Regions from separate parts of the Homo sapiens genome. Here region 1 is linked to region 2. Evidence: read pairs that join two places in POLR2A ChIA-PET (ENCODE). Cell type or tissue: PC-9. All regions are shown on one strand. Each heading gives the region's core, and the rest is flanking DNA. Links, peaks and the distances in the headings are about the cores only.

Evidence for each region. ChIA-PET counts read pairs that join two places held together with the same protein. Peaks named below come from ENCODE experiments on the same cell type or tissue, not always from the same donor. Only the 100,000 strongest peaks of a DNase experiment are listed, where the experiment ranks them.
Region 1: POLR2A ChIA-PET joins it to region 2 with 21 read pairs; 3 of 35 experiments call an interaction of 5 or more read pairs at or near these places.

The regions. Positions count from the first base shown.
Region 1 is chr1:203,534,155-203,540,478 of GRCh38, forward strand. No RefSeq gene overlaps it. Among named protein-coding and RNA genes, the nearest start is that of OPTC, 43 kb to the left of the region's middle. In PC-9, for the core only: no CTCF peak of the experiment used is centred there; DNase peaks (open chromatin) are centred at 2,967 and 4,117; H3K4me3 peaks cover 701 bases; H3K27ac peaks cover 4,421 bases.
Region 2 is chr1:203,832,041-203,838,364 of GRCh38, forward strand. ZBED6 (zinc finger BED-type containing 6) reads left to right here. Exons shown (of 17, transcript NM_001395895.1): 9 at 1,751-1,813; 10 at 5,926-6,024. It overlaps ZC3H11A (zinc finger CCCH-type containing 11A), which reads left to right. Exons shown (of 18, transcript NM_001376342.1): 10 at 1,751-1,813; 11 at 5,926-6,024. It also overlaps the pseudogene RPL35AP5. Among named protein-coding and RNA genes, the nearest start is that of SNRPE, 26 kb to the right of the region's middle. In PC-9, for the core only: no CTCF peak of the experiment used is centred there; no DNase peak of the experiment used is centred there.

The DNA.
Region 1 (6,324 bases), core at 786-5,785, 300 kb before region 2:
AAGACCTTTCATGCACCAGGTACTGGGTAGATGTTTTTGTATATTTTGTGTGTTGCAATCCTTATGACAACCTCATGAGTGAAAACTTATTATCTGCTAGATAAAATAAAACTAAGGCCCAGAGAGGCTAGGTGGCTTGTTCAAAGACACAGAGCAAATTAATATAGAGATGGGATCAGAATTAAAGTCTGTGGCACCAAAGCCTGTTCTTAACCCCACAAAGTCTCATTCAAGTGAGTAATTCAGCATCTCTCAGGTCAAAGTTCTGCAGATTCAGGCCCCGGTGCCTAACCACTGTGAGATGTCAGACAAAGGCTGACCTTGTTTCTCTTTCATGAGGATTACCACTTCTGACGTCTCCTAGAGCTTCCATGGAGAATGTAAAATTAAATGTGGACCCAGAATCGCAATCAATTTTCATTGCAGTTTCTGTTGGAGTTGGCTTACTTCTTTCCTTGAAAGGTTCTTGTAAGAACTAGCTGCAGTCACAAGATGATTCATGATTAGGAGCATGCTGAAGTTAAGATGGCCATTTGAGAAAACACAGAGCAGGCTGTGTCACCTCCTTGGCAGCCGGGAGGTCTTGGGTGATGACTCCCTTGTCTCTCGGCTCTTGGCCAACTGGTCCACCACTGACAAGCCTGTTCAAAGCCATTCTATCCCTCACAGCCCAGGGAGTGTTACCACTCCCCAGCCAAGAGCTGGAGAATCCTGTTCTAGCCACAGAGATAATATGTGTACAAGAAGAGTCTATCTTTTTTCCCTCCTTCAACCCCAATCCCATAGGGACAAGAAACAGAGGCAGAGACAGGGAGAATGAGTAGAGGGAGGAGGTTAGCACAAAGAGAGAAGAAGCCCATCGCCCGGCCCCTGCCCAGACAGCCCACCTTGGCAGCCCCAACAGCCCACCTTGGCAGCCCCAACCACACAAAAGGCTATAGCTTAAGTTGGAAACTTTTATTATTACACGGGGCTTGACATTTTAATTTCTAAATTGGGGCAGAGTTTGACAACTTAACATGACCCGAAAGACTTACCTAAGAGTGAATACAAAGTCAGAAGACTGGCTGGGTGCGGTGGCTCATGCCTGTAATCCCAACACTTTGGGAGGCCAAGGTGGGTGGACCACCTGAGGTCAGGAGTTTGAGACCAGCCTAGCCAACATGACAAAACCCCATCTCTACTAAAAATACAAAAATTAGCCAGGCTTGGTGGTGCATGCCGGTAATTCCAGCTACTTGGGAGGCTGAGGCAAGAGAATCGCTGCCATTGCACTCCAGCCTGGGTGACAGAGCGAGACTCCGTCCCAAAAAAAAAAAAAAAAAAAAGAAAGTCAGAAGACTGTGTGATTTTTTTAATACAGGAGCAGAGGAGGAAATTTTCCAAGGTAAATAAACTTTAAAGGAAAGTGAGAGACAAAATAAGGCACTTCCTGATTATAGCCCTTGAGTACTGTGTGTACACCATCCAAGTACCACTCCATATCCACCAAATGGGATCTGTGTCCTGCTTCCCACCTTTTCCCTAATTGTCCCCTGCAAACACTGCTGCAGACCACTGCCTTTCCCTGTCAGAGTTCCATCCTTCCATCAAAGACAGCCTTTTCCTTGTCTGCAGATGTTGGCCACCAGTGGTTGGGTCCTTTATGTCTTAGTCCCACAAACCCACAGCACAGTCCCAGACAGAAAATCTTGTTAGAGACTGAGCTATGTTCCTTCAAATTCATATGTTGAAGTCCCAACTGACAGTACCTCAGAATGTGACTCTATTTGGAGACAGGGCCTTTAAAGAGGGGATTAAGTTAAAATGAAGTCATTACGGCAGGCCCAATCCAATATTACTGGTGTCCTTAGAAGAAAAGGAGACCAGGAAACGGACACAGAGGGAAGATCACATGAAGACACAGGAAAGAGACAGTCATCTGCAAGCCAAGGACAGTGGCCTTGGAAGAAACTAACCCCATGAACATCTCCATCAATATTTGCTGAATTGTTTTTGAATAATACAAATCTTAAGTATCATTTTTAATTTTTTTTTTGAGACAGAGTCTTGTTCTGCTGTCCAAGCTAGAGTGCAGTGGCACAATCTCAGCTCACTGAAGCCTCCGCCTCCTGGGTTCAAGTGATTCATCTGCCTCAGCATCCCAAGTAGCTGGGATTACAGGCACATACCACCACGCCTGGCTAATTTTGTATTTTTAATAGAGATGGGGTTTCACCATGTTGACCAGGCTGGACTCGAACCCCTAGCCTCGAGTGATCCGCCCACCTCGGCCTCCCAAAGTGCTGGGATTACAGGTGTGAGCCACTGCACCTGGCTTTAAGTATAATTTTTAATGTCTTCCCAACACTTCATTATATGGCCACTTCATATTACATTTAATCAACTCCTACTGTTGAATTTCAGACTGCTTCCAAATTTTCCCTAGTTTAAAGAATGCCTCTATGAATATTGTTGTTCAGAGTTTTTGGTGTTCAATTGAATTATTTCCTTAGCATAAATTTTCATGAGCAAGATTACTTGTCAAAAGCAAGACTATGTTTATGGCTCTCTAGGACTATACCAATCTGAAACATTATCAGCACTGAATGAGTTCACCCATTTCCTGAGAGTCTTACCAGACTGGAATTTATCAACTTGAGGTCACTGTAGTCTGACCCAGGGATGCTGCTTCTTTTCACCTCTTGGGTATTGCTCCTATATTCAGGGGTCTGCCCATCCCCGTTGCCAACACAAACTACCTGCCCAAGTTCTCATATGTGTCTAAATCCTGATGAAAGTCTCTTTCTCCAGGAAACCTGCCCCACTTTATTCGGCAGGGCTCTGTTCTTTCCTATATTTTCCCTTCCTTCACACACTAATCTCTTTGGATTACGCAAACCCCCAAGTTGTTGGGCAATTGTGTACCAGAGAGTAGAGGGAGATGAGAGGCCTTACCAGAAAGATCCTGAAATTCTTGCTGATAAGGGCACCTCAGGCTCAAATGTTGAAATGAGAGAAGTAAAAGAGATGTCATCAGATTGTACCTAAGCTAATCAAGTGAGTCATGGTGGTTGCAAAGTTTGGCCGGGCTTACTGGGGTAGAGGTGAGGAATGGGATGAGGGGAGGTGGTGCCAAATGTCCAGAGTCCAGGTTGCCATTGAAAAGTGATCATGATTGGAACCCTGCCGGGAAGGCAGAGACCTGATAGCAGAGGGTTTGGTATCATGCTAATGAGTTCAGATTGTCACTGGAAAGACACAGGGGGCCATGAAAGGCTTTGAGGCAGGTGAGCTGATCAGTCTTAGACTTTTGTATAGTTGAGATAATGAACTGGCAAGGAGGGATATGAGAAGCAAGAAGGTCTGTTAGGAGGTTGTTTGTATTTCTCCAGTGGAGAGATGCCCAGGGCTTGAGCTAGGATCTTCAGCTTTTTAATTTGTGTTTGTATTGTCTCCTCAATAAGTGTGGCAGGCAGGACTCCTGGGGGGAAGAACTGTTTTCTGTTCCTTGTGTCTCTCCCAAGATGGTAGCACCATGCTTGGCACACAGTGCTGTGCACTTAAAGGCTTGTGAATACGCAGAGCCCTTTCTGGGGTGGAAATATCCAGGGGGTGAGGCAGCCACTGTTCCTCTGGCTTCAGGGAGCTTCCAGTCTGATGTGAGAGATCTAGAAACCATGGATCATCATCATTCAAAAGGACTTTAGAGAGCATCTAGTCAAACTCCCTCACTTTACAAACGGGAAATTGAGGCTCAGAGGAAGAAAGTAACACAAGATTGGAATCCAGATCTCCTGGCTCCTGGTCAAGGAAAGAAGCCATCTCACAGCATTTTTCATGAAGGAGTCATGGTCCCTGCTCTTGGGAAGCTTCCATCCAGGCAGAAGAAGCCCAGCATCTAGTCAGTTGTAGGGGCAGAATGCAATGTACAGGTGCAGGCACAGACATCAGCACTTAGGTGGGTACAGATACAACACAAACTGTAGAGAGCAGATGGGTGGGGGGGGTAAGCAGTGATGGAACATTTACTGTGAGCCAGGCACTGCAATCATGACTTTCACCAAATATGTACACAGTCTTCACCATTCATGAATGAGTTGATATGTTTACCCACGTCCACGTAAAAGATGAAGAAACCACAGCTCAGGCTGATAAGAGTCAGAGCCCTGGCTCAAAACAGGACTGGCCGCTGCCAAAGGCCTTCTCTCACTAGGGCTCCAAGCTGCCTCTGCTGAAGGCGCACAGGGTTGTAGGGTGACAGGATTTGATGTGGTGGCTGAAGTTCACTTGGTGTGGCAGAACTGGGAAATAAAAAACCTGTGTTGATATTTCCTTTCTAACCCTACCACATAGCAACCATGGGACTTCAGAAAATAATGAAACCTCTCTCAGCTTCAACGTTCTATAAGATGAGGTTAAATCTGCCCTGCCTAACTTACAGGGTGGTTGAGAGACTTAAACAAGATAATGTGCTTAATGTGTTTGTGAACCATAAAGAAAGTTCTGGGACAGTGAGAGGGAGCCTGAGATCGGGAGCATTTCCCGAAGACTGGTGGCTATAGCATCGCAGGGATGGAGACACCAGTTGCATTGAGGTGGAGCCTGCATTGGGATCTCTGAGCAGGACTGACACAGAGCCAGGGTCTGTGCTCCTTGGCTCTATTTTTCATGCAGTTAAGTACCCCTAAAAACTAAAGCATTTGCCAAATGAGCAACTTCCTTGGGAGCATTTGCTACCCATTGTTTGTAACAAGCCTCTGGAAGCCAGAACTGGCTTCTCCATCAGATACAGAGATCATGGCCTTTGGCTCAGTATTCCCAGAGTTCCCAAGAGGAAAAAAAGACACCACGAGTAACATTGGGGAAGTGGGAGCCTAGAGTAAATGCTGGCTGGGCCACCTGCTATCCATGTGATTTGGGAAAGTCACCATACCTTCTGGAACCCCAGATTCCTCCTTTGTAAATTGGCAGAGCTCTAGAAGTTCTCTCACTCAATGGGATCGACACTAGTGGTAAGTAGTTTATTTTAAAAAATTAGTTAAAGCCAGACATCATAAAAAATGATATATATTTACTTTAAACCTTGAGTTTCAACTTAAAATAGCTAAATGCACATGAATACAGGTCAATCCTTTGATGTAAGGCTGGGCCTTTTGGGTTTGCTGATTAGAATCCAAGATGGTTTCCTTCCACAAGCCATGCCAGCAATGCATAGTCAATGATTTCCTCAAAATGAAACCAGAGCTTAAAGACTCTTAAAAATAAATAGAAAAGTAAAATTCTTTTAGATGCTTATGACTTCGTTCCCAATATCCCAATATTTTACCATTGTCTCTCCCACAACTAATTTTTTGTTTGTTTGTTTCTTTTTTTTTTTTTTTTTTTTTTTTTGAGATGGAGTCTCGCTCTGTCACCCAGGCTGGAATGCGGCAGCGCGGTCTCAGCTCACTGCAACCTCCAACTCCTGGGTTCAAGAGGTTCTTCTATCTCAGCCTCCCGAATAGCTGGGATTACAGGCAGCCACCACCACACCCCGTTAATTTTCTTTTGTATTTTTAGTAGAGACAGGGTTTCACCATGTTGGCCAGGCTGGTCTAAAACTCCTGACCTCAGGTGATCCGCCCGCCTCAGCCTCCCAAAGTACTGAGTTTACAGGCATGAGCCATTGCGCCTGGCCTCCACACCTAATTTAATTGTGAATTTTGAGGGACTCACTTTTACAAGTATTTCCAAAACTTTCAACCCTGTTGTGTTTTTTTTTTTAAGAAAACACTATTTACTCTAACAATCAAACCCAGAAATGTATAGCAATTCAAGAACAATGGAAGTTTCTTATTCACATAGAGGCCAAAGCAGGTGCTCCTAATTGATGAGTGGCTCTCCTCCAAGCATGATTCAGGGATGTGTAGGCCCTTCATTTTTGGCTCTGCAATCTTCCATATGTGGCTTCCAAGGTTACTGCTTTTGAATGCATCAAGTGAGAAGAAGGGGAAAGAAAGAGGCGAAGGACGATGAAGGCACACTCGCTCTTAACTAACTACCTCAGCCTGGAAGATAAGAAGTGGAAGCATACCACTTCTGCTCACAGTCCCTTGGTAAGAAAAGTAGAGACATAGTCCCATCCAATGCAAAGGGTTCTGGGAAATGTAGTCCAACTCTGTGCCCAGCAATTAGAGGAGACAGGTTTGTGAGGACATAGCCAGTCTCTGCCACATGAGACTATGCTATCATAGAAAAACTCTCTTTATCTTTGCACTCATTTCATTCATTTATGTCAGTGCCAAGATTGGGAAACTCTTGGGGCCAGGTGCGGTGGCTTATGCCTATTATCCTAGCACTTTG
Region 2 (6,324 bases), core at 873-5,872:
AGGTATATATAATAAAGTTTTTTATTTATTTCTTTGAGACAGAGTTGCACTCCTGTTGCCTAGGCTGGAGTGCAATGGCATGATCTCAGCTCACCGCAGCCTCCGTCTTCTGGGTTCAAGCAATTTTCGTGTCTCGGCCTCCCAAGTAGTTGGGATTATAGGCATGTGCCACCAAGCCCGGCTGATTTTTTTGTATTTTTAGTAGAGACGGGGTTTCTCCATGTTGGTCTGGCTGGTCTCAAACTCCCGACCTCAGGTGATCCGCCCGCCTTGGCCTCCCGAAGTGCTGGGATTACAGGTGTGAGCCACCGTTCTTGGCCATTAATTTTTTTTTTTTTTAGATGGAGTCTTGCTCTGTCGCCCAGGCTAAAGTGCAATGGTGCGATCTCCACTCACTGCAACCTCCGCCTCCCAGGTTCAAGTGATTCTCCTGCTTCAGCCTCCCCAGTAGCTGGGATTATAGGCACCCGCCACCACGCCTGGCTAATTTTTGTATTTTTGGTAGAAACGGGGTTTCACCATGTTGGCCACACTGGTCTTGAACTGCTGGCCTCAAATCATCTGCCTGCCTCAGCCTCCCAAATTGCTGGGATTATAGGTGTTAGCCACCACACCCGGCCTGTAACGAAGTATTTTCACTTAATAATTTTAAGCCTAATAAGGAATTATAGATATAGATATATTTAAATGTTTGTGCAATTCAAACAACAAAGAATTAGAAGAAAGAGAGCTCACTTCTTCCTGAGGTGATCAGAGATAGTTATATTGGACAGTTAACATCGGAGTAGAGTACAGTTTCATTCAACATATCAAAGTGCATAAGCAAAAGGATAGTTTCAGCTTTATAACCAATTGGTTAAGAATACAATCTGTCTTATACTCGACTGCTATTAATAATTAGTACTATTCTAGGCTGTGCGCAGTGGCTTACATGTATAATCCCAGCACTTTGGGAGGCTGAGGCGGGCGGATCGCTTGAGGCCAGGAGTTCAAGACCAGCCTGGCCAACATGGTGAAACCCTGTCTCTACTAAAAATACAAAAATTAGGCTGGGTGTGGTGGCTCACGCCTGTAATCCCGGCACTTTGGGAGGCCGAGGCGGGCAGATCACAAGGTCAGAAATTCGAGACCAGCCCGACCAACGCGGTGAAACCTTGTCTCTACTAAAAATACAAAATTTAGCTGGGCATGGTGGTGCACGCCTGTAATCCCAGCTACTCAGGCTGAGGCAGGAGAATCGCTTGAACCCGGGAGGTGGAGGTTGCAGTGAGCCGAGATCGGGCCACTGCACTCTAGCCTGGGCGACAGAGTGAGACTCTGTCTCAAAAAAAAAAAAAAAAAAAACACCAGGTGTGGTAGTGTGCGCAGTAGTCCCAGCTACTTGGGAGGCTGAGACAGGAGAATTGCTTGAACCCAGGAGGTGGAAGTTGCAATGAGCCAAGATGGCACCACTGCACTCCAGCCTGAGTGACAGAGCAAGAGTCTATTATTATTATCAAAATAATAATAATAATTAGTACTATGCTATTGCTTCTGTTTAGGCTGTATGTTTGGCTGTTTATTATTAATAGGTTTGGGTTTTTTTTTTTTTTTTTTGATATAATGGCCTTCCTTAAGACTGAGACCTGATTTTCAAGAGACTTTCTGGGTGGATTTACACTAATATCAGAACATACTTTGTACCCATTAGTAGTTACTGAATACAGAAAAATTGACTAAGGATAGAGAAATTCTGCTTTTGCCATTTCAGGAGAAGAACCCTTGGTTAGATTGAGTCTTACTGAGAGACTGGGGAAACGAAAATTTTCAGCAGGTAAGATAAGTTTTGTGTATATCTTTTCTTTTCTACTTGTTTGTGCATTAACATGATAGCTTCTCCAAACTCTTTTTATACAGATCTTTGTTATTGGTGCCCCTGTATTGGCTGAAAGCACTTATAAATTCCTCATGTTTTCATGAGTGCATTATACCTTTTATTGAAGATACAGAGATTTAAAGTGTTACAATTGAACTAGATTATGACCATGACCAGCGTTTTGGAAGGAACTAGATTTTAAAAATGGTAAAGAACACCTCTATTTCTCTGAACAAATTTAAATGTGAGTTTTTAGAGGCGAGAAAAATGATTGGTTAATATAATGTGTGTCTCTTAGAATACAGGAATCCCTAAGAAGAAAGAAGAAAGTATGTATATATAAAATTTGAGTCCTTGAGTCTATTGGTGCTTGCTTATTTATTTATTTATTTAGAGACAAGAGTCTTGTTTTGTTACCCAGGCTGGAGTGCAGTGGTGCAATCTCAGCTCACTGCAACCTCCACCTCCTGGACTCAAGTGATCCTCCTGCCCCAGCCTCTCAAGTAACTGGGACCATAGGCCTACACCACCATACCTGGCTAATTTTTGTATTTTTTATAGTGATAGGGTTTCACCATGTTGCCCAGGCTGGTCTCCAACTCCTGGGCTCAAGTGATCTGTCGGCCTTGGCCTCCCAAAGTACTGCAATTACAGGCATGAGATACCATGCTTGGCTGCTATTTTATTTTTGGGGGAGTACTTTACCATATTAGTAAATTGTTGTATAACTACCCTAACGTGTCTGACTCCAAAAAATTATTATTATCATTTGAAACGAGAGTCTTGCTCTGTCGCCCACGCTGGCGTGCACTGGCACAATCTCAGCTCACTGCAACCTCCACCTCCTGGGTTCAAGTGATTCTCCTGCCTCAGCCTCTCAAGTAGCTGGGATTACAGGCACTACCCCTGGCTAATTTTTGTATTTTTAGTAGAGATGGGGTTTCCACCATGTTGGCCAGGCTGGTCTCGAACTCCTGCCCTCAGGTGATCCACCCGCCTCTGCCTCCCAAAGTGCTGGGATTATAGGCATGAGCCACTGCTCTGGCCTTCAAAAAATTATTTTGAAAATTTTTTCTGACTTCAGAATTTTCTTCATACTGTTTTAAATGTCCTAAAAAGGAAACCTTATCTATCTCTATTTTGTGTTGTCTTTGATGCAGTTCTCACTACCCTATCTTCAGAACCGTTCTGAACTTAGTCACATTTCAAAGTTTCAGACAGTGAGAGATGGGAATGTATTGTTGAATCAGTTATGCACTTTACGCTCTAAGTAATAAAAAACTTTCAGCGATGAGATAATGCCCATGAATGAAATTAATATTTGCTGTGGCTTTGCTGTATATCAAAGAACATTATGTAAATTCTCATCGAATCCTTGGCAACCATGAGTAAACCATGCACAATGCTTGGCACTTGATATCAGTAAATATTTTCTGCACTGAGCTCAAACTCAGGAAGGGTTAAATAACTTGCCTAAGGTTATAGTCAGATGAATACATTACACGTTATACAGTCATTTACGAAAAAAGCTTAGAAGAGACAGAAATGAGGCAGTCTTTAGAAATCTCTTCTAGCTGTAAATCAAGAAACAATAACAGTTCTAGATTTTAAGAGCAGTATTTTATTTTTGTTTATTTATTTATTTACAATAGCGCAAATCCACTTTTACTGACTTTTCATTAGCTTAAACCCTTGTGGTGTACAGCGTCACTCAGATTCTGTGTCCAATAGCATTAGCAGGAAGATTGCTTTGGAATTTGGCATGAACCACACCACTGTTTCCATGGGCTTGAGTTACCTTTCCCCAGATGACTCTGGTTTTGTTTGGTTTGCCACCAGGAGTCACTGTGTTGTCCTTTGCTTTGTATACATAAGCACATCTCTTGCCCAAATAGAATTTTGTTTCATCTGGGGCATAAACACCTTCAATTTTAAGAAAAGCTATGTGCTCCCTTTTTTTCCGGAGACCCCACTTATAGCCAGCAAAAATGCCCTTGGACCACAGCCTTCCAGACATACTTCCTTTAAGAAGTCCTGTTCCCAGGAGGCCTCCACAGGATCCAAGATGGTGGGGAGAGCTAAGAGCAGTATTTTAATATCTCAGCATGTATTTAGAGTACAAACCAAACCAGGGTTCCAAATTAATAGGACTTTCAGCTTGGATAAAGCTGATCTAGAAATTTTAGGTAGAAAAAAATAATACTAAGCCAGGTATGGTGGTGCATGCCTGTCATCCCAGCTGCGTGGGCAGCTGAGGTTAGAGGATCCCTTGAGTCCAGGAGTTTGAGTCCAGTCTGGGCAACATAGCAAGACCCTGTCTCTAAAAATAATAATTAAAAGTTCTTAAAATATAGAAATGAGCTGTTTTAACATCAGCATACCTGTAAACTTTGTGATGGTTTTATATTTAAATTATAAATGAGGGGAGAGAAACAATCATACTCTGTGTAGGGTCTTTTGAAGCTTTGATACCTTGCAAACAATGTAACTTCAGTCAAGTAATCTAAAAAACCGTTTTTAAAAACTGGTGACTTTTAAACAACTTGTATTGAACAGTGTAATAAAACTAGAAGGCTGGGCGCGGTAGCTTACGCCTGTAATCCCAGCACTTTGAGAGGCTGAGGCAGGTGGATCACAAGGTCAGGAGTTCGAGACCGGCCTGATCAACATGGTGAAACTACTAAAAATACAAACATCTCTACTACAAAAAAGTCTACTAAAAATACAAAAATCAGCCAGGCATGGTGGCATGCGCCTGTAATTCCAGCTACTCGGGAGGCTGAGGTAGGAGAATCGCTTGAACCCGGGAGGTGGAGGTGGCAGTGAGCTGAGATCTTCCCACTGCACTCCAGCCTGGGCGAAAGAATGAGACTCCGTCTCAGAAAGCAGCTAGAATTAGGAAACTTGATTTAGGTCTTGGCTGTATCACTAACTAGTTGATGACTTGGGTAAGATACAGAATATTTCAGAACCTTAGATTTCTTTTCTAGAATTGGAGAGAGAGGGGTTATGTGGCTCTTAAAGTCTTCATACTAAAAAACTTAAAATTTAATAATTCTTAACCTGTCTTCCTCATCCTGTATGCATTTACTTAATTCAGCAGCTGACCAGTTAAGATTTTTGGGGGGGCCTGGCATAGTGCTGTAATCCTAGCATTTGGAGGCTGAAGTGGGCAGATCACCTGAGCTCAGGAGTTCAAGACCAGCCTGGGCAACATGGCAAACCCTTGTCTCTACTAAAAATACAAAAATTAACCAGGCATGGCATGTGCCTATAGTCCAGCTACTTGGGAGGCTGAGGTGGGAGGATCGCTTGAGCCTAGGAGGTGGAGGTTGCAGTGAGCTGAGATTGCACCACTGCACTCCAGCCTGGGTGACAGAGTGAGATCCTGTCTCAAAAAAAAAAAAAAGGGTTCTTTTGTACATGAAGATTTTTCACATTTCTAATTCTGAACTTTAATCTCAACCAGGGTTTATGACCTTTCATTTGTAGGTTTGTCAGTTAATTTATTTGGTAAATGTTTGTGTATTCTAATTTTTTGTTCTTTCCCTTGTCTCTCTTTTTTTTTTTTTCTTGAGAATGGGGCCTTGCTGTATCGCCCAGGCAGGAGTGTAGTATTATGATCATAGCTCAGTATTATGATCATAGCTCACTGTAGCCTTTCTACCTCCTGGGCTCAAGTGATCCTTCTGCTTCAGCCTCCTAAGTAGCTGGGACCACAGGTGTGTGCCACCATGCCTGACTATTTTTTATTTTAATTGTTTTAGAGACAAGGTCTTGCTGTGTTGCCCAGGCTGGTCTCGAACTCCTGGCCTTAAGTGATCCTCCTGCCTTGACCTCCCAAAGTGCTGAGATTACAGGCCTGAGCCACTGCACCTTGCCTTCCTTACCTCTTTTCTCCGACATTTTTATGTTTCTAACATTGAACTCTAAGGAAGCTGGTGAACAAACACGCCATATGTATGCAGAACACTTAACAGAATTATGCTATGTTGTCTGTTTTTGTTTGTATTTCTTGTCCTTGCTGAAGATTGACTTGAAATCTTAAACTAAGTTCTCCCTCTTTATAGGCGGTGACAGTGATCCTCCATTAAAGCGTAGCCTGGCACAGAGGCTAGGGAAGAAAGTTGAAGCTCCAGAAACTAACATTGACAAAACACCAAAGAAAGGTACCTGTGTTCTTACATACTTTGTGTGTGTATGTAATTATGACACTTGTGTCTTGTAATGCTAACAGCTATGGTTTTTCATTCTTTTGTTCAGGTAAATAGGTTATCTTGTATTTGTTATATTATTCACTCAACAAACATTTGATCCTTAGTCTGCTAGATTCTGGGTAGACACCATTGAAAAAAACACCGTCACACTCCTCAGGAGCTTATAGTATAAATGGCAGGTAGGAATACTTATAAATGCGATAAATTTTGTAACAGAGAAAAGTACACAGTGTTATGGTAACACATAGGAGA